Linked DNA regions of Homo sapiens: all the other regions are linked to region 1. Evidence: read pairs that join two places in POLR2A ChIA-PET (ENCODE). Cell type or tissue: MCF 10A. All regions are shown on one strand.

Region 1 (4,000 bases):
CACAGCCACCCCATGGGCAACCAGCGCGGTGCAGGCTCATTGTGTCTGCGACAGGCAGAAGCCGAGCGGGTCCCAACGTTTTTTTTAAAAAAGTATTTTTTTTTAGAGACAGGGTCTTGCTATGTTGCCCAGGCTGGACTCAAACTCCTGGGCTCAGGTGATCCCTCTGCCTCAGCCTTCCTAGTACCTGAGATTACAGGTACATGCCACTATGCTCAGCTCTGTTATTTTTTTTTTAAATGACAAAGGAGGTTTTTGAAAATGATAGTTTTTAAATATTTTCATCCCCCTGCCTCAGCCTCCCAAATACCTGGGATTACAGGTACATGCCACCATACCCAGCTCTGTTATTTTTTTTTTTAAATGACAGGCCGGACACGGTGGCTCACGCCTGTAATCCCAGCACTCTGGGAGGCCGAGGGTGGGCAGATCACGAGGTCAGGAGTTCGAGAAAACCTGGCCAATATGGTGAAACCCCATCTATACTAAAAATACAAAAATTAGCCGGGCGTGGTGGCAGGCGCCTGTAATCCCAGCTACTTGGGAAAGTGAGGCAGGAGAATGGCTTGAAATCGGAAGGCAGAGGTTGCAGTGAGCCGAGATGACGCCACTGCATTCCAGCCTGAGTAACATGAGCAAAACTCCGTCTCAAAAAAAAAAAAAAAAAAAAAAAAAAAAGCAGATTTTTGAAAATGATAGTTTTTAAATATTTTCATTTAACAAATTAATACCTTTAACACATACGTAATTTACAATGAATTTAGGTATTAAGTTGAGCCACATGAAACTGTTGATATTTGATCTTTTTTTAACCTAGAAAATCAATAATGTCATGTAGTTCAACCTAATACAACCTCATTTTGAGATAAATGTTAGGAGTCTATATTTGAGGCCCTGCCTTTAGTGACTATGAGGCCCTAGCTAAGTGCACTGCTGCCCATCCCAACTCTGCCAATATTGATTATAGCCTTAAGGCTGAGGGCATCCCATCTGTGTATGCGAATGTTCAACCTCTAAACAAAAGGGGTCTAAGCCCTCTGACCAAACAGTGGAGACTGAATACTGGGCTAAAAGAAAACTAAAATCTAGAATTCTAAATTCTAGGCAAGCCTATAGTATATATTAAGGACAAGCAGATGTCTGATATGTCTTTGTAAGTTTTCCAAGTACAAATGCTGGAGGCTTCTCTGTTCCTGAGTTCTCAAGAAGGAAATGCAGCAGTGCCTGATGCCTAGTGGGCCTACAGAAGTATTAACTAACTGGCTCATTTTCTCCTTCACTCAACTGATTTTGTCCTCACTCTGTAATGCTAAAGATGAGACCGGTTCTGTTTTACTCATTCTCCCCAACTTCAACAGTGAAAACAGTGTTAAACAACTCCAGGGTCTTTCCTTTCCCTTTCGCTCTGCTCTCAAACATACACCATCCTCCCTCCTTAATTTCCTTGCCCACTTGCTTCTCCAGCCTTCCCTTTCTCTACAGCCTTTTTGCCTCTGCCTCCTCCTGTGCCTCTGGTAACCACTGGGTAGTCAATGAAGAAGCCAGTGCATTCCCCTTCCCCTACATCATATCCTGAGCTCATCTTCCCTGACCTTGAGAGGGCATGAGGTGCACCTTGGTGCTCTCAATAAACCAAAGTTGTTTTAATAAGCCCAGTGAGACTAAGATATTTAAATTCTTCTTCTCACTCTCATCACCACAATGTGAGATGGATCCAAATATTTTGCAACAGCATAGCCTTGGGCCAGCAGCTCTTGAGTTATAAAATGTTGCAGCAAACTCTCCTTGCATAGCAATGTTATCACCCAAGAACTCCATCCTTAACCCTATCAGCAAGAATTCTAGAGTACTTTCTCTTTGCCATGCTCACAGATTTTCAGAAGTTTTTACCTGATGGAACCAGCATCTGAAATCTTCATAGAAGCATAGGCAAGACTCCTCTAGCAATTCCTTTTTTCCTTCCCAGATACCATGTTTATGCAATCTATCCAAGCAGGAGCTTAGCAGTGGCACTTGAGTCCACTGAAACTAATGCTTCCCTAATTGCACAATTAAGAGGTGGCAGACATTTGAATTGGCAGCTGGACTGCAGTAGGTGGAAATAAGAACACTGTGTTCCTTTGCATGTGAAGTCATGTATAGTTTTTCCAGCATATGATGAAGTTGCAATAAGAAGGAAAATCTGGACTTTAGCTTTTTGGTTTTCCTCTGGATATAAATTTTAGAGAATCTCTCCATGCTGTAAAACCTTATAGCACTTTGTATCTGTTGTGGAGCATCATTTCCCTTATCCTGCCTCTCAGTGTCATGATTTGTATGCCTGTCTTATCTTTGAGCAGCTGCCAGGTCTTACCGATTTTCTTATCCCTTTACCCACCCAATGTCTAGCGTAAGTCCTTTGAATGCACAGAGTTAGCATTCAGTGACTATTTATTGAAATATTAAAGTTGCTTTGCTTTGGAGCTGTTTTTATCTAACCCTTCCACTGCTCCATTTTATTTAGAAGGACTTAGGATTTAATATATTAGAAAGATGACTGCAAGGGATTCATATTGGCAGGTCTCAATGGTTGCATTTTCTTTGGGAAACTCTTAATACAAAGTAGTGGTCCCCACTGATCACATCAGTGTTCTGAGACCCTACCTTGTCTCCCAAACACATCCTACCATAGCTGATTGATCCAGGGGATATACCTAACAGGATGGGTCCCTCAAATTGTCACTTTCAGATATTTAAAACCTTAAGGGAGTGGGTTTGAGCTGAGTTCTAGTAAAGACTTGGATCCTGAGGGAAGATTCAAAGGCTTATCACTAGGGCTGCCCTTGTTCCCACTTCACCTGAGATCTGGTCTTTCTGCTCCTCCTTAAATCCTTTGAGCTGCCCCAGCATCTTTCTGGAAAATCCCTTTTGTTCTCAAGTTAACTAAGATCCATTTCTGTTGCACACACTCAGTTGACCTAAGCCAATAGAATGATTGGAAGGGGCACAAAGAAAGCCTGCTGGGCTTCGAGCCTGATGCCGCCTTCAACTTGCTGTGTGATATAGTATAAGTCACAAACCAATCTGAACCTCACACTCTCATCTTTAAGTCTATATTGTCACCAGAGATTCAAGACAATGCCAGCAAGAATATATTGAAAGATGGATAGAATTGTAAGATGCAGATGTGGCAGAGAAAGTTTATTCTGGGAACGAGGAAAGGCACAGGAAAAGACATGGGCATAGGAAAGCAGGGACCTGTTTGGGAAGCAGAAGGAACCCCTCTGGAGCATAGGGTTTCTTGTTTTAAAATGTAGTTAATGGTTTTATTATTATTATTTAGGTACAGCAAGGCCAGCAGACTAGATGACTGTTATCAAAAAGATAGTTATACTCACAGATGCCAAGAGAAGCGGACATGCCACACCACAGGGGGCCACTCGGGGAAGCACCAGAGTCTGTCAGGAGGTGGAAGGAAAGGAGAAAACATGAGCAAGAGCCTTTATGGTGGTTTCCATGGGAAAGAATGGGCAAGGCAGATTAAGCAGATTAAGGATTGACTAGTTTGAATAATTTCAGCTAGTTCAGGGGCACAGGGACTACTCTTAGTTGTCTGGTAACTGGCCCTGGAGTGATTAGGGCAGGGGATTATGGTCCTAAGTATGACAGCCCAATAGAGAAGGTATTTGCAGGTGTGGGCTCTGGATTGGGTGGTTTGCCTTTGAAAGGTATGCTCAAGGGCAAGTTGTTTACAGTCTCTAGGAATTGGCTAGCCCTGGAAGGGGCAGCAACTCCGGGGTCTGCAAGGCCCCAGATGTCAAAGCATTAAAATACAAAAAATAAATAACATGGTTAATATATCCCTGTAGGAAAGTAGCAGACTAGAAGGAGGAAATGGAAGCTGAGTCTAGACCATAAGGGACCACAAATGTTAAACTAAGGAGTTTGGTTTTCATTCTGCAAATAATGTTCTGTACACCCTGAAGGATTCTGAGCAGAGGAATAATATAAGAGCTGTATA
Region 2 (4,000 bases), 310 kb after region 1:
GGTAACATTTTCAAAGAATACTATTTCCAGTAGTTTCATTCATAATAAACGTGATCCTCTGGTTTATATGCATTATCTCATTTATAATCCTCACAAGAACACAACTGAGACAGGAACTACTGATACTTCAATTTTACAAATGAGGACACTGAGCCTGTGGTCACACAGCCTATGATCTGGACCTGAACCTGTGTGCCTGAATCCAAAACCCAAGGTCACAACTAGTGCACGATCCTGACTCTCTGACCTTTCATATGTCTCTGTCAAGACCACTCTTGACACTGTGGTGGAGAATTACTTTCCCTAAATAAAGGTGCAGCAACCCAACAAAGTTACTCTTCATCTTGATAAAGCCCTCAGGTATTACCCACATTCAGAGGGTAAAATCTCTACAAAATCCTTTTGTTACAAGTCCAAAATGAAAGTTCACTGGAGTGACTCTGTTCCAGCGAAACTCTGCTGGGAAAGCCCAACGGCCTGATGGAAAGGCACAACATCCAATCTTTGGGTTCCAAGACTGCCTCTAACTCTGACATTTAGTCCAAAGGAACAAGGATATTCATTTTACTACATCTCTTGCTCAGCAACACTAGCCTTCAGCCTTAAAGAACATATCTCACAGTACACACTGAGCTTTGAGTTCCTACAACTTAGAGCAAAGGCAGCCAGGCCGATAACTCACTTTAGCAATAGCCTTAGTTACACACCCCTGAGCTCACTCTCCAGGAAAGTCAGAGGGAGTATCAGTTTTCATCATTATTAATGAAGAGTAGATTGAAGAGGATAGCATTACAGCTCTAAAACAGAGGTTCTTAAACATAATTCTAATAAGACAGACATGATGAATCTTGTTCACATTTGGACACACTAGAGTCTTCAAAAGAAACTAGTGAAAACTACAAAAGCAGTGCTGAAAGAAATTAAGGAAAACCTAAACAAATGAATGGGTGTACCATGTTCATGAATAGCAAAACAGATACTACAGGCAACAAATTATGAGCACTTTTCATTCTATCACTTGTAATCCTAACTTCTCTTTCTCCCTTTGAAATATTTTTAAATGCAAATAACCATACTTATTTTAGAATAACCTTGAATTTAGTTTTATCTTTTTGAGGAAAATCATTTAAAGTCTTCAATTTAACTATCAGTTGTAATGTTATTCATGATATCTCACAACCTAACTGGGATATACAAGTAGGTCTTGTTATACAGAATTACCTCTCCAAAATAAAAGCATAATGAGACCTTTTAACCATAATAAAGCAGCAAAGAAAAATCATAGTCTTTTGTCAGTACAAAGGCTTTCATAATTCCTCATAGCTCTCAGATCTGTGTTTCTATCAACTCAAAAAGTTGGCTGGGAGTCATATGACAGAAAGGGTTAAAAATACTAAGCTGCTACTCTAGACCTGCTGGCTGAGGAGCAGGCAGGTTGCCCAGGGTTTCAGGATAGCCCGCCTCACACAGAGTAAACGTAGGGGATGCTGTACACCCAGGAATAAATTCCTCAACCAGTGCATACTCTCCTGAGGCATTCTTGTAAGCTTTTTCCAAGTTGAGTAATAAACAGAAATAATAGATTTTTGGGGGCCTTTCCTGAGTTCAGGGAGATCTGACAACATCACGAAATGTTTCGGCACAGTCCTCTGAAATTTTTCATTAGAATTCTTTTCTTCTGAATCATGTTAATAAAGTAAGATTTGGTCTGGGATTTGTACATAAGTACTTACTCACATGTTGCTCAAGCCCAAAAGGACAAGAAAAAGACGCTGAGGCCTGTCAACAGGAGGCAGGGCCAGGCTCAGGAACTGGAAGATTACTGGATGGATGTTTTCAAACAGAGCTACACACAGCTCCCTTATATAACACTCAATTGGCTTTTAGATAAGTCTGAAATATCCTTCTATACTTTGATCTTCAGCTGTCTCCGTTGCCTTCAGAGTCAACAGAAACTGGCACTTGGCTCCAAAAGCCTCAAATCTCTCTCATCTATAAGGGACAGGGACTTCTATTATTTGTCTACAATTTGTCAAGCTGAGTTAATTATAGGTGTTATCATTCTATATGTCAAATGTAGCAAAATAATGCAAACCTGTTTACCTGTTTCTTCCTTTCCTGCATGTAGTATACCCTGACCTTAAATTGGCATGCACTTGATTTCAAATGAAGATTTTTTTAAACAGCATCTTCCAACTGCAGTAGCAGTTGGAAAATTCACTTTTTGCTGACCTGGGCCACCTAAACAGAGGACATGAGGAACCTGACTTGTTTTATTTTAAGAAGAAAAAACTATTTAAAGCCCTGATCCTGGCTCCTTTGAACATTTAACACTTAAAACCTGAATTGTTACACTACAAACTAGAGTTCCTTTTCCTCTATTTAAGAAGAGGCCCTTGCGAAGAATTTATTTAGTTAATGAAAGTTAAACAATTGTGTTTCTCTCACAAAACAAAAATAAACAAAACCTCTTGAAGATGGTCTCTGGGCTCTCTAGGTCTGCAAGTGTCCATATGAGCTCCCTCACGGAGAGCCTAGAGCAGTACACTGGCAGTTTAGAAAACAATATAGCCACAAGCACTTCTCCAAAAAGAAAAGCAACTCCCCTCTTGGCCCAATTCCAAAACGCAATTGAGCCGGGTAAGGTCCAAGCTAATCTCTGTACCGTCTCTCTGCCAACTTTCTCCTGCAGGCATTAGGTTTTTCAGCATGGGCTTTGCAAATAATCTAACAATTAATTAGTGCTTTTGAATTCACCCCATACCATTAATGGAACACTGCCAGACAGCCTTTGATAGGGTATTTCTAGAGCTAATTAAGCTTGGCAAAACAGAGGACACAAACTTCCTGGCACTCACAAGGGCCAGGCTGAGACCTGGCAGGTGACAGACAGTAAAGTTGTCCTTACAGATAATCCTGGGGTGATGAAAATGGCAGGCTGCTTGGATCAGGCTCTCGGAGTCCTCTATAATATGCCAGACCCTACTCTCAAATTATATAACTATCAGGCTTTTCGCATTTGAGCTATTCTTTCACCCTGAAGACATTTTTTTTCTTCTGAGTGAAGATTTGATACTTAAAAGTTTGGTATTGCTTCTAGTCCACACCCCATCCTGTCACCCCCGAAAAGGGTTAGTTTAGAAAAAAACAAAAAGTTGTATACTAGGTTTTTTTTTACTATATCTTAAAATAAATCTCATCTCAAAATGTCCTTCTTCCAATCAAAGAGTCCTTGCATAATCCAAGATTTCTCACTCCTATAACCTCAGTCACGTGGGAAATCTATTTTTTTCACTATCTAATGTCACACAGAATTCCAGACTGCTCCACATGCATGGACAGCAACATAAACACATTTTTGGGAGGGCTAGAAAAAAGCTAGCAGGGGGGCAAAAAGAAAAAATATTGTTACATTCCTCAGGACTTTTCTGGTTCAATTTCAAAAGCAGAATGACCACCACCTGAGTCTTGCGGCGAGCTCCAGAGCTGTACATAGGTTGTACGCTGCCTCTCCAAAAACAGTGATGAGGCCAGAGAAAGCAAATCAGAAAACCTTATAAACTACTCAATGGCAGTGTAAACAAATAAAAGTTAGTTTAAAACACAACTTTTCAGGCACAGAGCTTAAATATTCTCAGTCTTATCCCCACTTATAATAAATGTGGTGTCAGGGTGCTTAATAAACATCAATTACAACTTACAGAAATTTTTCCCTTCTAAAAAATGTTAATTTTTTAAAAGCTCTAGACTGGAGTGTGATTATAAGAATAAAGTAGGGCCGGGCGCGGTGGCTCATGCCTGTAATCCCAGCACTTTGGGAGGATGAGGCAGGCAGATCACCTGAGGTTGGGAGTTCGAGACCAGCCTGAGCAACATGGAGAAACCCCATTCCTACTAAAAATACAAAATTAGCCAGGCGTGGTAGTGCATGCCTGTAATCCCAGCTACTCGGGAGGCTGAGGCAGGAGAATCGCTTGAACCCAGTAGGCGGAGGTTGCAG
Region 3 (4,000 bases), 130 kb after region 1:
CTTGTGGATTTCATTTCTGCCTTTTAGTTTTTTCTTTTTCTTTCTTTGGAGGCGGAAACTGGGCATAAGAAAGTATGAGGGGTGGTCTCCTCCCTTAGAGAAAGATGGGCAATGTACAAACTAAAACAATTAAGAAAAATATTATCAAGGAATAAGTGTCATGCAAAGAATTAAAACTAAATGATGTGATGGAGGGAAATTGGGTGTCTACCATAGACTGGGTGATGGGGGAAAGCCTTTCCCGTGTGATAATTAAGCTGAGATCTGAAAAGTAAGGAGGAACCAGCTGTGGGATGATAGGGGGAGTAGCATTCCAGGCAAAGGAATTGTCAATGTGAAGGCGTTAAGGTAACAAAGATGTCACAGAACATGATGGTTGGAGCAAAACAGGGAGGCAAGAGAGTCGTATGAGCTGAGGAGGAGTCAGATCCCTTAGGGCTCTGAGTGCCAAGATAATCACAGACAAAGGGCTAATCTTTGTAATATATAAAGAATTCCTAGAAATTGAGAAAATTAAAGACAACAACCCGATAGAAAAAGAGGCAAAGGATAAAACAGACAGTTCACAGCATAACAACAAATAATCCTTATACATATAAAAAGATGCACAACTTCATTCATTGTAAGAAAAATGCAAATTAAAATTACTTTGAGATATCATTTTTTCATCCATCAAATTGGCAAAAATACCAGAGTTGGATAACGCACTCAATTGGTACAGCTATGAGAAAACAGGTATTGTTGACAGTAGTTTAAAATGGTGCAACTTCAATGGGATCCAATTTGGTAATATCTATTAGGAATAAAAATGCACTTACTCTTTGGCCTGGCAATCCTACTTCTGGGAATTTTTCCTTGAGATACACCTGCACACAAACCAAAGAACCTTCATATAAGGCTACTCACTGCAGTGTGGTTTTTAATAGCAAGAGATGGAAACAAGCCAAGTGTGCATTGAAAGGGGTAGGTTAGGCCAGGTGCGGGGGCTCATGCCTGTAATCCCAGCACTTTGGGAGGCCGAGGCAGGTGGATCATGAGGTCAGGAGTTTGAGACCAGCCTGATCAACATGGTGAAACTCCGTCTGTACTGAAAATACAAAAATTAGCCAGGCATGGTGGCACGTGCCTGTAATCCCAGCTAATCAGGAGGGTGAGGCAGGAGAATCGCTTGAATCTGGGAGGCGGAAGTTATAGGTAGCCAAGATTGTGCCATTGAACTCCAGCCTGGGCAACAGAGCGAGACTCCATCTCAAAAATAAAATAAAATAAAGAAGAAGAAAAAAAGGGATAGGTTAAATAAATTATGGTATATCCCCAAAGTAGAATTCTATATGGCTGTAGAAAAGAAATGAGATACTGATTTATATTCTGATATGGATACAAAATATGTTAGGTGAGACAAGCAAAATGCAGAACATGTATCGTATTAATATGTTTCCACTGTGTAATAAAGGGGGAAAGAGAGGAGATTCTTATTTGCTCACATTTGCTTTAAGAAGCATCACAAGCTAGTGAAAGTGGCTACCTACAGGGGAACAGAAGGGTACACACAGGAATAGGAGCCGGATTTTTAAAAGTATACTTTTGTTTTGTTTTTTTGGAATTTATTCTAAGTGTGATGGGAAGCCATTTGGAGTATTAAACAGGGGATTGACAAGATCTAACGTCTTTTAAAGAGTGTGTTCTAGCAGCCACCTGGGGAATAATCTTAGACAGACGAGGAGGCCGCAGGGAGTCTGCTGGATGTGCTGGTTTATGTTGGAGGTAAGGATGGCGTAGACTCGGGTGGTGGTGGTGCAGATGGAGAGCAGCAGATATGTTTGGAAGCCATCAGGACTCACTGATGGATTGGCTGCGGGAGGTTAGAGAAAAATAACAGTTTTGTGTCTTGAGTCATGAGGTGGCATGGTGCTACCAGACCCCAGAGATTGATAAAATAACAGCTGGGGCAGTTCATAGGGTTTTATGGAAAAGACTGCCTGTTAGCAGAGCTGTGAAGGACTCTAGGATCTGAGGAGGTGATGAGAAGGCCTTGCAGATGGAGAGGAAGGAATGGAGCAGGCAGGGCCAGGGGCCAGGAGGCAGTGGGGGGCTCTGCTCTGAGAACTGGTTGGGTCTCTCTGCTCACAGTTGTTTCAGTTTTTCTCCATTGCAACTCAGCTCAGCCCCAGGGCCATGAAACAACTTGAAACCAAATCCTCTATTTCCCATCATATGCTTCTTTTAACTGCTTCCTACACTTCCTGTGACTGTTTCCTTGCAGTAACTAGAGTTTCTATCACATGCATTGGCATTCTGAGAAATACACTAAAAGTGAAAAAAATCAACCAGTCAAAATGAGGACTGGCTGGCTGGCTGGGTTAAAGATTTGTCGCTTTTTCCTTTGCTGGCGCAATAACGTAATTACCTTCTCTTGGATCACTCACTGGGGTGGAAAGGTAAAGCGTGGTGGATTTCCCTGGAGTGCAGGTTGGATGCTCCTCCAGGTGCTTCCACTTTTAAGGCTAACTGGCGGGCTAAGAAGCTTTTTATTTTCACCTCTCCTCTCCACTCAAGAAAAAGATTTGATAACTGGAATCCTCAATGGAAAGTCTCTTCTGCAGTTGCTGTACTTATCAAAAAGTGGTGCTCCAGAAGAAGTTTGTGTTTCAGATGAAGATTCTTGAAGCTCTAGTTTCCACTTTTGGGGTATGCTGTATGGTTTTGGGTTTAAATAACAAAAATTGGCCAGGCACGGTGGCTCATGCCTGTAATCCCAGCATTTTGGGAGGCCGAGGCAGGTGGATCAGTTGAGGCCAGGAGTTCAAGAACAGCCTGGCCAACATGGTGAAACCCCGTCTCTACTAAAAACACAAAAATTAGACGGGCATGGTGGCAGGCTCCTGTAGTCCCAGCTACTTGAGGGGCTGAGGAAGGAGAATCACCAGAAAGTCAAGGCTGCAATGAGCCGAAATTCTGCCATTGCACTCCAGCCTGGGCGACAGAGCGAGATCCTATCTCATGGAAAAAAAAAAATTAGTTTTCTCCCTTCCTACACCACCCCTGCACCATACAGAATCCATGTGATTTTCCCTTTTAAAAATTCAGCATTATTTCAACACTGTTGTCAAGTACACTGTGTTCTTTGCAGAAACTATGTCATAGGCAGTTTATGAACCGGGACAAGTAACAGACCAGCAAAAGCTGCTCCACCCAAATCACTTATGAAGACTTTCAGCTTTGAGTCTTTGATTGGTCAAGTGGAAAGAACCAAGTTGGGTTTCAAAGCTGAGAAATTCTTGTTCTCCTTGTCCATTCCCTCTTTTCTTGCACAGGTGGTGTGCTTTGGTTGATAAAAGGATAATCAGTTCTGGGGCTTCTGAGCAGAAAGAAAATATTGATAATATGTTAATAAAATAGAAAGGAAAATGGCTGAGGGTTGTGTGTGTGTGTGTGTGTGTGCACACTCACACTCCCACCCCTCATTTCTTTTTAAGTCAAGATAGAGTTCACTTCAGTCATGTGGTTCTACATTTAAAGTTTTTTTTTCTTTTTAATGAATTCTCAGAGGCAGTAAATGCAGAAAATCTTTAAAAATTAATTCAAGCTGTGACCTTCTGAGTAAGGGGAGGTGATGTCATATGATGACCTTTATTTTAAGTGTGAAATCGAATCTACATAAAGTACAGTGTTGAGTTCCTCTGAAAAAGCTGAGGTGGCAATCTAAGAACAAGGGCAGCAAATATGCCAAAACTCAAACTTTTGATTATCAATGACATCTATAAAAATTAATCCGGCCATTTGCCCATTTTCAAACATGTTGCATTAGGGAAGAACAATGCTATAGGTTTGGCTTGCTTTGAAACAAAAAAGATGCCTATATTTGGCATTTGGTAACATTTCTTCACTTTACAGAATTATTATAACATTCACAAGTGGCTAGATGAAACCAACACTTTATAAATAATGTTTGATTAGGGAATATTAATTTTTCCATAAACATGGGGAGGGAGGAAGAGGA
Region 4 (4,000 bases), 200 kb after region 1:
TCTGAAAGAACCTTGTGAGGACGGACTGCATTGCACATTGAGTAATCGTAAGAATTATCACTGCTATTTCCAAGAAATCTAAATCGAAGACCAATCTTACAATGAATGTATTTCAAGTCAAGTGGGAAGCCTTGATGAATGTTCTCGTGGGCTTATAAAAAGCTTCAGGATCAAGACAAGTGATCCCAAAGTCCTGCTAGCAACTGATCACGACTTTCAGGTCTTCCACAGTTGCAGCATCTGCCAACAGAGTCATCACAATAGGGAAACAGCGAGAGTCCTCTTGGTTTATGTTCACCTCAGCACTGAGATAAAAATGGCCAAAGGTTGCCAGCCTTTCTATCACATTGCTCTATTTCATAAGAGTGAGATGAATGTTTGTAACAGTTTATTGTGTAAGACCCCCAAATTCCCATAGATAATGAAGTCAAGAGGCTGTTAAACTGATCTAATAAAACTTTCAGGATGACGTATGCAAGTACCTCATTCTTGCTGAATGTATTTAGACCACTGCTGACCTAGCATATCATGGTATATGTGTAATTAACACATCCAAAGGAGGAAAATCATCATCTTGTTGCTGTGCTATAATCAAATTTAGTTGCTGGTGAAAATATGTATGCCATTTTTGTTGGCTAGCATTTATAAAATAACTGATTTTTTCAATGTCAGAGTGAAACCTCAAAATGTGGGCAAGAAGGCTCACAAATTCTCAGGTCATAGAACTATAAATGTCTTGTATTAAATTTCACATGAACCATTTATTCATAACGAAAAGCATGCAGTTTCTGAAGTAAGACTAAGAAGCAAGTCGAGGGCAGGGATTTTATTAGTGGTTCTATCACAGCAGCATTTTTAACACACACAAAATTATATTTTCCCAGCTACTGTGCTAGGCATTAATATTTTCTATACAATTATATAAACGTATCTTCTAAAAACGCTGGCAAAAAAAAGTACTTCAATTAATTGATTCCATGACCTACTAATGTTGCAAGCTGAAAACTAGAATCACCTGAAAAGTTTCTAGATATCCTGATGCCCGGGCCACACAGATGGTACAGAGCTACATGTTCCACTCTGGTTTTGTTTATAACTGGCATCAGGACATTCAGAAATGATCGTGACTACACTTGACAGCACTGATACGTAGTAAGTGTGCAGTCAGTGGTAGCTGTGTAGAACTACACAGGGCTCTGTGGAAGCCCTGAATTAATCACTAATAAACTCGGTGTAAACCAAAGCTACTCACAACAGCTACCACTGACTGCACACTTACTACGTATCAGTGCTGTCAAGTGTAGTCACGATCATTTCTGAATGTCCTGATGCCAGTTATAAACAAAACCAGAGGGGAACATGTAGCTCTAACCTTGTTTTGACGTCGCCTGAATAAGAAAAAAATCCTAGGTCATTTTCCTGCCAAAAAATAACCATGCCCACCTAAGTGTAACTTCTCTGAGGCTTAGCTACTCATCAACACTGAACTTCCAACAATGTTTATCTAATTTTTTGACTTTTGCACTGTAGTAAAATCTTCCTTTCACTTGTACTAAAAAGGCATTTTTATCAAGGCTGTCACCAAAACCCACAACAGTCCAGAGGCCTTTGTCCCACTGCCAGCACAGTTCTGAATGTTTAGACGAGAAACCCTGGATGTTCTGCTTCTTGTTTCTCATTCATGTTGTGGCCATAAACTACAGCAACCCTATATACATTATACACAGAGTACGTTTTTCAGAGCGGAAAGCGGGATGTCACACTGGTGCATTCCAGAGGCAAGAAAGCAAACAGCACAAATACAGAAGATATCAACGGCAACTCCGAATTGTGTCCTGAAGTAATTAAAGAGCGATGCCGTGATGAAGCTGGTGATGGGGCTGATTCGTGGAGGAGGAACAACTCCCTCTGCTCCCTCCAGGCATTGTTGTCCTCACGGGCCAGCAGCAATAAGCTTCATACACTCAGGGCTGAGGAATTTGGAACTGGAGTTAACTGCCACTCCTCAGGCACATTCCAATAAGAAGAAAGCAAAGCTGCAGTGAGGTGTCCCTGACTGCAGGTCAGTGGAAATTTTCAGCTTCAGCAAGGAGTGAGCTAGCACTCCCCTCCTGACTGCCAGCTCTCCTGACCCTGACAAGGCTACAGCTGAGTTTTAGAAGGTGTTGTTTTAGAAGGTATTGTTCAGATGTTATTTCCATCTGATTTGCGGAACTGTGAGGCAGGCTACGGTGACCTCTACAGCAGAAAAGCGGAAACCTCAGAGAGTCTAATGGCCTACCCAAGGCCAGAGAGTCATGCACCAGGCCCAGACCAGAACTTAAGACTTCTGACTCCTGGTCACAGCTGGCCTCTGCTTGCACCCTTCCAGAAAGAAGACCTCACTAGCTCCCAAGACAGCAGATTTCTGTTCTGTTAGATTCATTTTTTATACACTAGTCTGAGCCATGCCTACTAGAACAAAGAATTCCTTCGTCTTTCTTCCATGAGACAAGACTTCAGGTGTTTAAAGGTGTCATCTGACCTCAATCACATGTTTGCTTTTTCAGGGCAACACCCCTAGCTTCTTCAGTTCTGCCCCAGATACCCTGGTTGTCAGAGCGTCAACAGGATAGTCTCTGAAAGACGGTGTCGGGACAAGATTCAAGGTCTCCAGGTATGGTCTGAGAAGCATACTGTGATGGTTCATTTTATGTGTCAACTTGACTGGGCCACAGGTGCCCAGATATTTGGCCAAACATTATTCTGGGTATTTTGGTGAGGATGCATTTGGATGAGATTTAAATGTTAGTACATTGAGTAGGGCAGATTTCTCTCCCTGACATGTATGGGTTCATCCAATCAGTTGAAGGCCTGAATAGAACAAAAAGCTGACTCTCTCACAAGTAAGAATTCTACCTGATGGCTTTCAAACTGGAACATCAGCTCTTCCCGGTGCTACAGCAGCCTACAGGCCTTCGAACTGGAACTGGGGCACTGGCTCTGCAGATTTTGGACTTCTTAGCCTCTATAATTGCATGAGACAATTCCTATAATAAATCTCTTTCTCCATATATGTGAACACTGCATGAAGCATCCACATTAGCTTTGGCATCAGCTGAACCCTGCTATGATCTCATATTTACTAATTGATATAGTTTGCATATTTGTCCCCACCTAAATCTCATGTTGAATGGTAACCCCCAACGTTTCACATGGGGCCTGGTGGGAGGTGTTTGGATCATGGGGGCAGATCCCCCCATGAATGGCTTAGGCCATCCCCTTGGTAATAAGTGAACTCTCGTCTTGAGTTCACGTGAGATCTGCTCATTTAAAAGTGTGTGGCACCTCCCCCGACACACGTTCTCTCTCTTGCTCCTGCTTTTGCCATGTGTAAGTGCCTGCACCTGCTTCATCTTCCTCCATAAGTAAAAGCATCCTGAGGTCTCCCCAGAGGCAGATGTTGGTGCTATGCTTCCTGTACAGCTTGCAGAACCATGAGCCAATTAAACCTCTTTTCTTATAAATTGCCCAGTCTCAAGTATTTCTTTTTAGCAATGCAAGAACAGCCTAATAAACTAATCTATGCTTTAAACATAGAGCCAACAAAGATTTATGGAGTGCCTGCCTACTCCATTGTTCTCCATGCTGGAGACACAGTGGAGAGACACAGTGGAGAATATGACAGAAAAAATTCCCTGCCCTTATGGAGATTAAAGTCTAATAAGACAGCCAGAGGAGCACAATAAGGTCACTGAGAAGTTAAAGACCTAAAGGAGACGAAAGAACAAACCACACAAACATCAGGGCAAGGAGCATTCACAGTTGAGACGCAGCAAGTGTAAGGTCTGACATGGTGAAGGAAGACCAAGGAGGTCAGTGTGGCTGGACACAGGGCTGAGAGGAGGTTGGTAGGACACAGGGCTGAGGCAAGGTTGGTAGGACACAGGTCCCAGAGGAGACCAGTAGGCCCAACAGGACCTTGTAGACCGTTGTAAGGACTATTGAAACATCTACCAAA
Region 5 (4,000 bases), 190 kb after region 1:
ACACTTGTAAAGCATAAAATGCATGGTATACTCCAATGAAGCCTCAGGCCTGACGTCGAAGCACATTCACCAGACTGCTCCTATTCCCATTCCCTTTTCACTTTCTACAAAATTCTTCAAGTGGCCAGAGTGGAATCTTATCAAAACGATCTGTAGCTTACACGCTTTGAAAGTCAAACCCCGATTAGCATTTTCACCTCGAAATCCCTCTACAATATACATTTAAATTTTCAAGTCACTAGTCCAGATGCAAAGGAAGGAGGGTGAAATGCAGGCTCATGTGGGAAAAGAACCTACTTTTTCTCCTTTTTCTTTAATTCCCTAATTATTCTTGATAGGGAGGGTCGAATTTCCAATCCAGGGGTAGGAAGCTGAGAGGGAGAACAAGCGCACAAGGGAGAGGCAAGTTCTATCGAATGGCTTTTTGGTATGTCACCATGAAGGGCCACTCCAGCATACACACACACACACACACACACACACACACACACACACACACACCAAGCACACAAGGGAGAGGCAAGCGCTATCGAATGGCTCTTTCGTATGTCACCATGGAGGGCCACTCCAGCATACACACACACACACACACACACACACACACACACACACACACACACCAAGCACACAAGGGAGAGGCAAGTTCTATCGAATGGCTCTTTGGTATGGCACCATGAAGAGCCACTCCACCACACACGTGCATGCGCATACACACACACACACACACACACACACACAGATTTAACGCAAACAGCTCTGAGTGCCTAAGCGCTCTAAGGACACCACAAACAGAGCTTTATTAAAAACAGAAGGTTACTAAGATGATAATTATATTAATAGGGCATATTTTGTAATTTTCCTATCAGGGATAACCTTAGTCAGAGGTGATAAAGATGAAGGAAGAGTGACTGTGTCCTGTAATTAACACCCAGAAGTTTGGAACAGGCTTCAGGAATTCATCTGAAATATCTGGGATCTAGGGACAGATGCAGAATATAAAATATACCACTGGTGCCTTTACTCTGTTCTTCAAAGCTTCTGTGAAACACATCTGATGAAGCACACCTGAAGCATCAATGGCTACCTTCCCTCCTGCGTGAAGCATCAATGGCTCCCTTCCCTCCTGCGTAGGGGAGGGTGTAGGACGGGCTACACCTCTCCCTGCCTCAAGTCAAGGAAGATCTTTACTTTCATCTCTTGTCACACTCACACACTTAGACTCACTTACCTGTAGGGGTTAGAGTTGGGGGTGATTAGCTCGATGATGTGTACTTCCTCATTCTGGGGCTGGCTGGACATCACACACCCTTCTGCTGCTTTGGGTTGAAGGTACTCAGCAAGGTAATTGAGTGAGAGAAAATTCTTCCCTATGTTGCACTTTGGAGGGAACACTTGATCTGAAAGAGGCACAGGACAATCTGTCAAACCACTGAGGTACTCGGTAACCAGATTCAAAGGAAGGAGGGTGACAGTGAAACTGAGCAAATGGCAGACACAGGGAACCACGAGCTCAAAGGATGGTTCTTCGTCTGTGAAGTCCGCAACCACTGCCCTGAAATGCATCCTGTTATGGTCACCAGTGACCGCCTATTGACTAGCCCCCAACTAGGGGCCTCTTTTGGCTAAATCTTCTCCTTGCATGTTCTCTGTGATACTTCCTGTCCTCGTCTGTTTCCTCTGACCTATCTTTCACATCTCTTCCACTGGTTCCTCCTCTGCTCAGAATCTGTATAGACCCCAACCCAGAGAATCTGATTCAGAACACCCAGGCGGGGCCTAGGGAGCTTTCTTTTTTGAAAAGCTCGTAGTAGATTCCAATATAAACCAAGGCTAAGAACTTCTCAGCTCCTTCCTCAATCCCCTTTCTATCTCATTCTTTTTCTAGGTGATCTCAATCACTCCCATGGTTTCAACCTGTACCTAGATCATGACTCCTTTTCTGAGCAGTTGACTTATACTGTCATCTGTCTACCAAGCATCTCCTATCTAAAAATCCAATACTTATGTATTTCATGGTCAGCGTATTTAACATTCAATCCATTCTATCCCCAAATGCACTCCTCCTTGGATATTTGTTATTTCAACTATCAGGAGAAGCAACCACCTAATTAATCCTCCGACACCCCATGTAGAATTAATCTTTCCCTCATATGTATTCCTCACAGCACTTTATACTCTGAAGATGAAAGGTAGGAATTTGGGGGAAATAAAGAAGGCAGACTTTCACTCTTTCTCACAATCTGAACACAGACAACTCAAGTTTATATGGCACTTTACAGTTTACAAAGTGCTTTCGCAAACATTATCTCACTGTGCTGAGAGTTGCTCACCACCTCCACCCGGGAAAGTGATGCAAGTACCAGAATCTGAAGACACTCCCACAACGGCACATGCCATTTACACAGCACGGCGGCTGATGGGATTTCCATCCACGGGCTTAAATATTTCAACAGAACTTGAAAGAAACTGCTGGCAGTGTGACAGCTGGGACCAGTGTCAAGGAAGTTCTAGGTGTAGCATGCTTTTTTCAGAAGGGATAATTAATCAGAGGCCTGGCACTACTATAAAACAGACTTCTGCCTTTTCCATTTTGAGGACAGGATGCCAGGGTTCAAGTCCACATGGAAGTCTCACTTTGGAGTAAGGAATCCAACCAGGGGGTCCCAAGACTGGGTTGATACTGTCCCTCCCCCTCCCCACTTGTGCAACCTCCCTTGTGCTGAGGTCCGCAGCACACACTGGGGCATCATGGCTCTGGCCACCACAGCACCCCCAGCACCACCCCAGAACAAAGGGGACCAAAGCCTCTGTTTGTCGGCTCGTTGCGAGAGAGCATTGGGTTTGCACTCTGCAGTCTCCTCTAATTCCCCTCCCCCTCAGAGAGAAAAGCTCAAGGCTCCACTGACTCAGGCTGCTAGAGCAGCCTCCCTCCACATCTGCTGAGGGTTTTGCCAGATGAGCAAATGAGGTATGCACACCGTGCAGCTGCAGCCCTGCGGATGCCTCCCCCACATCACAGGATGGAAAATGATATTGGAACGGCAAGGTTGAAATTTAATTAAGAAAGAGCGTCTATGGGCCAGGGACAGGACAGTCTGGAACTCAAGAGACTAGGGCCCTCCTGGGATTGTGGCCGGCATATCCAGTTCATAGGTGTGCCTGGCTTGTATCTGGCACATAGTGGGCATATGGTATAGGTTTCCTGAATTAACAAACAATGATGTGAGATTTGAGACAAATAACAAAATATTCACTCATGTGAAGCCACTAGGAAAGGTCTAATTGTTCAAAAGTTGATGTTATTAAGGGCTCTAGTCCCAGAAGCCATTGTCACTAAGTTGAATAAGCTGACCACTTTTGTTGTGTGTGGTTTCTCCCCCGCTCCCCAATGACTTTCCGAATGCCTGGCATCAAAACTTATACCGAGTGCCAAGTAGAAAGGAAACCACAAAGGGGAATTCCCGGGTAGAAACCTGGCAAGTTTGGGGGCAGGGGGAGTCACATGCTTATTTGTATTTTAGGGAAAGATTGACAAATGACTTTGAGACACAGAAGGATATACTCTGAGAGCAGGAATGAACCTGGGGGGTAATGCAAACACCTCATTTTCCTGCTGTGGAAACTGAGGCTCTGGTGGTAAGTCAATGTTGCTTGAAGCCTCGCAGCAAGACCAGCTGGGATAAGAGCAAAACTCTTAAATTCTTTCATTCTGGGTATATAGATGAGAGCAGTTCCCAAACGTCAGCAAGCATCAGATCTCCTAAAGGGCTGATTGAAACACTGACTGCTGGGTCCCACCCCCAGAGTTCCTGATTCAGTTGGTCTGGGTTGGGCCTGAGAACTGGCATTTCCATCAAGTCCCCAAGTGATGCGGATGCTGCTGGGGCAAAAACCACACTCTGAGAACTGCTCGGGTTAGAGCAACCAGGCCTCATGGCCTGCGATCGCTGGGTACAAGAAAGGTAGAGCCAGGTCGGATTCTGGGAAGTGGGGGATGAAG

The links. Peaks named below come from ENCODE experiments on the same cell type or tissue, not always from the same donor. Only the 100,000 strongest peaks of a DNase experiment are listed, where the experiment ranks them.
Region 2: POLR2A ChIA-PET joins it to region 1 with 25 read pairs; 2 of 35 experiments call an interaction of 5 or more read pairs at or near these places.
Region 3: POLR2A ChIA-PET joins it to region 1 with 10 read pairs; 3 of 35 experiments call an interaction of 5 or more read pairs at or near these places.
Region 4: POLR2A ChIA-PET joins it to region 1 with 20 read pairs; 2 of 35 experiments call an interaction of 5 or more read pairs at or near these places.
Region 5: POLR2A ChIA-PET joins it to region 1 with 11 read pairs; 2 of 35 experiments call an interaction of 5 or more read pairs at or near these places.

Annotation. Positions count from the first base shown.
Region 1 is chr1:91,535,810-91,539,809 of GRCh38, forward strand. It overlaps LOC102723436 (a long non-coding RNA gene), which reads right to left. Exons shown (of 5, transcript XR_007066219.1): 4 at 3,378-3,437. It also overlaps the pseudogene WDR82P2. Among named protein-coding and RNA genes, the nearest start is that of CDC7, 37 kb to the left of the region's middle. In MCF 10A, no CTCF peak of the experiment used is centred here; DNase peaks (open chromatin) are centred at 1,712 and 2,042.
Region 2 is chr1:91,843,546-91,847,545 of GRCh38, forward strand. All of the region lies in intron 2 of TGFBR3 (transforming growth factor beta receptor 3), which reads right to left. Among named protein-coding and RNA genes, the nearest start is that of TGFBR3, 41 kb to the right of the region's middle. In MCF 10A, no CTCF peak of the experiment used is centred here; DNase peaks (open chromatin) are centred at 1,656 and 2,626.
Region 3 is chr1:91,670,651-91,674,650 of GRCh38, forward strand. No RefSeq gene overlaps it. Among named protein-coding and RNA genes, the nearest start is that of CDC7, 170 kb to the left of the region's middle. In MCF 10A, no CTCF peak of the experiment used is centred here; no DNase peak of the experiment used is centred here.
Region 4 is chr1:91,735,178-91,739,177 of GRCh38, forward strand. The region is part of intron 4 of TGFBR3 (transforming growth factor beta receptor 3); the gene reads right to left. Among named protein-coding and RNA genes, the nearest start is that of TGFBR3, 150 kb to the right of the region's middle. RefSeq lists an enhancer at 1,578-2,777. In MCF 10A, no CTCF peak of the experiment used is centred here; a DNase peak (open chromatin) is centred at 1,964.
Region 5 is chr1:91,728,577-91,732,576 of GRCh38, forward strand. TGFBR3 (transforming growth factor beta receptor 3) reads right to left here. Exons shown (of 17, transcript NM_003243.5): 6 at 1,229-1,397. Among named protein-coding and RNA genes, the nearest start is that of TGFBR3, 160 kb to the right of the region's middle. RefSeq lists an enhancer at 3,956-4,000. In MCF 10A, no CTCF peak of the experiment used is centred here; DNase peaks (open chromatin) are centred at 2,425, 2,905 and 3,425.